2 separate regions of the Homo sapiens genome follow, and region 2 is linked to region 1. Evidence: chromatin loops called from intact Hi-C (ENCODE). Cell type or tissue: mammary epithelial cell. All regions are shown on one strand.

Region 1 (2,500 bases):
ACTGTGTCTTCTTCATCTTTATATCTTACATTCTTAGCATGGTAGATGTTTAATTGGAATGTGATTTCAGAGAGTGGCTGTGTTCCAGTCTTGATCCAATATTGATGAACTGAATGTGTTAGTCTATTATAAGCAAAGATTTTCAGGTCAAACTTGGTTTGAAATACAGACTGTATGTTCCTCACAGAAAATGTGACTTTGAGCAACCAAGTCTGCTTAAAGTCAGCTATTAAAAGTATGTATTTCATGCATCTAGTTTTTTCTTAATATATTTTATAAAGTCTTTAAAGTGATATGTGGAAGAATGTGGTAAAGCACTTTAGTTAGAGCAAAAAGGGTTGTTTTCCCTATCAGCCCAAAATACCATATGTCTAGAATCATTAGGAATTAACTGTAACATAGTGGACAAGCATTATTACTATGTGCTAGTGTTTCATGACTTCCTCAGATTATTCAAATGGTATCCAATCTACTTGGTCCAATTCAACTCTTCTTTTCTTCCACAAACCTTTCACTTATTTTACATGGATGACTTTTGTTTCTCAACTTTTATACAATTACAGTTTCATAATAGAATTTGACATTGATTTTATACTGCCTACAATATTGTTTATTTAATGTAATTCTTAGCATAAAAATAATAAAAATGAGCAAGTCAGCTTCTATTTATTGAAAGCATATTGTGAAAAACACTTCACAGATATCTCATTTCACCTTCATGATAATTCTGTAAGTTGTTTTATTATATTCATTTTGTATATGAGTAAATTGTGGCTTAGAGAGCTGAAGTGACTTGCCTAAATTAAACAGCTAGTAAGTAACAGAACTGGGACTTGACGTCAGATCTGTTTGATTTCAAAGGGTGCATCTTTAACCAGCATACAAAGGTGTGGGGTCATTCAGGTCAGAGCCTTTGTCTCTGGTTTCTCTTAAGACTGGTGAAAGCAGGAGCATATGAGGTTTTTTTTTTTCTTTTTTTTTTTAAAGTATTATCACAGGCAGTGATCATAACTAGATAATTAGCCTGAGAAAATATTACTTTTGTAACAGTGATAGCCTAAATAAAATAGAAATGTGATTCCATTGTAATAATAAAGAGTACCAAACATATGTGAGAAACTATGCCACAGTTATTTTACTGAAATATGATCTATTTTTGCCAAGCTGATCTATATCAGCTTAAACTTGAACTTTGAGGGCAGACAAAACAGAATCGTACTATCATCCTAAAGACTACTTCCTCCCTCTAGTGACCAGGAATGGGAATATCACAGCTACAGGCATTTAGAAAACTTGATTCTCAATGTATATGCATACCTCCCTCTAGGGGATATTTGGGAAATTTTCAGTAGTAATTTTGGTTATTACGATGAATAGGGCTGCAGCTGGTATTCATTAAGGGCATTAGGGATGCTAGACATCGTGAATGTGAGGGATAGTGCCCTATATAAAATAATTTTCCAGCTCAAAACATTCATGTAGATGAAAAATTCATTATTTTTTAAGTCTAGAACATAGCAGTTCAGTCATGTTTCACTTAACAATGAGACATTCTGAGAAATGTGTCATTAGGCAATTTCATCATTGTGCAAACATCATACAATATACTTACACAAACCTAAATGCTATAGCCTACTACACATGTAGGCTCTATGGTATAGTCTATTGCTCCTAGGCTACAAGCCTGTGCAGCATATTACTGTACTGAATTCTATAAGCAATAGGAACACAATGGCAAGTATTTGTGTAACTAAACATATCTAACATATGTTGTGTAACTAACATATCTACATAGAAAAACTACTGTAAAAAGATGGCATAAAATATTTTAAAATGGTATACCTGTATAGGACACTTACCATTAATGGAGCCTGTAGGACTGGAAGTTGATCTGGGTGAGTCAGTGAGTGAGTGGTAAGCGCATGTGAAGGTCTAGGACATTACTGTACACTACTTGATACGGTTTGGCTCTGTGTCCCCACCCAAATCTCATCTCAAATTGTAATCCTTACATGTCAGAGGGGCCTGGTGGGAGGTGACTGAATCATGGGGGCAGACTTCCTCCTTACTGTTCTTTTTATAGTGAGCTCTCATGAGATCTGGGGGTTTAAAAGTATGTGGCTTGCTCTCTCTCTCTCTCTCTCAAGCTTTGTCATGGTTAGATGTGCCTTGCTTCCCCTTCACCTTCTGTCATGATTGTAAGTTTCCTGAGGGCTCCTCAGGCATACGGAACTGTCAGTCAATTAAACCTCTTTTCTTTATAAATTACCCAGTCTCAGGCAGTTCTTTATAGCAGTGTGAAAATGGACTAATATGCTATTGTACATTTTATAAACATTGTACACTTTGGGACACTAAGTTTATAAAAAAATTTTTCTTTCTCCAATAATAAATTAACCTTAGCTTACTGTAACTTTTTTACTTTATGTTTTAACTTTTTAAAACTTTTTGAGTCTTTTATAATGACACTTAGCTTAGAACACAAATATTGTACAGCTGT
Region 2 (2,500 bases), 270 kb before region 1:
AATGAATTCATATCTCAGCAGGAAAAGACCCATGAAAAAAACCCAGAATGTTCCCCATTTAGAAATTATATTCAGAAACCATATTCTGTCTTTAAAAGAGTAAAGAAGATTCTAACGAAATTTGACCTCCTAATGGTACACAATTTTCACCAAGTTAGAAACAAGTCTGCTTGATTCTCCCCTATTAGAAAAATGTACAACATCTGCTTTCCAAATATCCCTTCTCTAAGATTTTCATGTCTTATCAACCATTCTGATGAATTCCTTCCTGTGTCTTCTGTCCTCAGTGAACAGGAAAAAGATCCACTTCCACTCCTATGCAAGATTCTTTCTTGTCAATGAGGAGAATATTCATCACCTTCACCCTTCTCTAGTGTAAGACAACTGTCCCTGCTCTTTGCACCTTCCTTCAAAGGCCTGATTTCCTTCCTCTTGATCATTTTTACTTCTCCAACAAAATGTTCCTTTACTTGTAGCACTAATGTCACCCATTTCAGGAGCACTTTGACAAAGATGAAAGGTCAGACTTTAGTTATGGACCTGCCCACTGAAGCTTTGTTAAAAATTAGCAGCTTTCATCCAAACGTCGGGCCTGTGGCAGCATTATCTTATTAATCCTTGTAAACTCTCCTCAGAGGAGGCAGATGTCAAATGATACAGTCAGTTTTACAGAGAACTAGGCCAAGTTCAGAAGAAGTTTACTGTAGTCACATGCTGCTCCCAGAGCATGGCAGAGTCAAGAATAGAACCTAATGGCTGTAAAATTTGTTTGGCTCCCCTCTCAGACCACACACTTCTACCGAACACCATCATCATCCGTCTCAAGTACTGAGCACCTAGAGACCATGGCACCCATAAAACTCATGATCTCTGTCCTGTCTCCAGGGAAGGAAAGAGAGAGAAGGAATGCATTTGAAGAGAATTGACTAGATGAAGAAACCTATGCCCAGACAGGAGAAGTGATCCCTCCCTCTGAGTTAGTAAAAAGACTACATGTAGGAACAGGTTTCCTGAACTTACACTGCACTCAGCACGCCTCTGCCTTTGCGAGAGAAGGACTGTGTAACTTCAGGTATTCATAACATTCCCCTCTCTTGTTTCCCTCACTAGTTTTTTTCTTCAAAGAGGAGGTCGGTCTGTCATTAGGCCTCTGACAATGTCTTTTAACAAGTAGTAGACTTAAGTTGCGCCATCTAGTGGTCTGAAAAGAAATCCCATGATAATGGCCAAATCATTGAAGGCAAAAATCTTTAGTTGACCTTGCATTTTATATAAAAAAAAGATGCCAAGTTAATTATAAAGTCTCATTCCTACAACATTAAAATTCATCCATTTTTAAAACAGAATTTTATAATATACAACTTAACTTTTTGTAGTAGTTACTTCAAAGTACAACTACAAATATTAAATAAGACATACTAATTTATTTTGAACATTTGTAAGTCAACAGCATTATAACATGGTATTGAAAAACTTTAATAGCATTGATATTTTCTTTATAAAAGTTCAAAGTAACTCCTACCTATTACCTGTATTTCCCTTATAAGAACCTTGTGAAATAAAAAGAACATCTATCATCTATCATTAGCCCCATTTTACTGATAGAATAATTGAGACTTATCTGCTATCACCATGGACACATAGTAAGAAAAGCCAGCTTAGAATTTAATTCTTTTGACCTTATTCTAGTGTTTTTTCCACAAACTAATTGTTTAAAATATATCTTTAAAGATATTTTTCTACTATGGTAACTGTTCTGAGAAAAATTTTGCAGTTGGTCTAAATGAAAATGTGTAATATTCAGTAGAATTACCATAGCTGATTTTAGTTGTAATAATGAAATATTAGATAATTCAACTGTTACTTACAGACCTATATGTCTTTCTGTTTATTATAAGGGAAAGTAGAAAGTGCAATTGCACCTGTCTCTGGTCAAAGAGCCAAAAAACCTCCTTAGTTATACAAAATATATTTTAGGGTTTCCAAACACATTTATGATAAAATAGTTTCGTTATTAGGAGAAGCTAATTAGAGATAAACTTGATCATTTAAATCAAGATGATTATAAAGGCTAGGCTTGACAATAATTATAATAATGTTGCCTTTTGAAAGTAGTTTGGACACAAGGAGCTGTGATCCTCACCAGTAGATGAGCACTGGCCTAACCATGTCCAATGTAGTGGAGATTAAAAAGGAAGAGTCCACATCCTGCTGATCCACATTCCCACTGTGTGACTCCAAGCAAGTTGCTTAAGCTGTCCAAACTTTGGTTTCCATATTTGTCAGAAGAGACCTCTTTCAGCTGTCATTCTTCTGAATTTCAGGTGTTATTTTCACTAGCTATCATCTGCACATTGAATTATAATCATAAATAGCTGAGTGTGGTGAATGTAGCTTCCAAAGCCTCCTGCAGAGCATCCATCCATACCTTCTAGTTACTGACAATGTTTATAACTGCTCGGCCTTGCACAAATTATGTTTGTCAAAGTTGAGAAGCTTT

The links. Peaks named below come from ENCODE experiments on the same cell type or tissue, not always from the same donor. Only the 100,000 strongest peaks of a DNase experiment are listed, where the experiment ranks them.
Region 2: it touches region 1 in a loop (6-fold over the local background); 29 of 110 quality-filtered maps call a loop at or near these places.

Annotation. Positions count from the first base shown.
Region 1 is chr6:116,267,502-116,270,001 of GRCh38, reverse strand. It overlaps a transcript of DSE not described here. Among named protein-coding and RNA genes, the nearest start is that of TSPYL1, 11 kb to the left of the region's middle. In mammary epithelial cell, a CTCF peak has its summit at 1,289 (motif pointing left); a DNase peak (open chromatin) is centred at 1,271; H3K27ac peaks cover 315 bases.
Region 2 is chr6:116,535,019-116,537,518 of GRCh38, reverse strand. All of the region lies in intron 3 of TRAPPC3L (trafficking protein particle complex subunit 3L), which reads left to right. It also overlaps a transcript of CALHM4 not described here. Among named protein-coding and RNA genes, the nearest start is that of TRAPPC3L, 9.4 kb to the left of the region's middle. In mammary epithelial cell, a CTCF peak has its summit at 1,202 (motif pointing left); a DNase peak (open chromatin) is centred at 1,068; H3K27ac peaks cover 680 bases.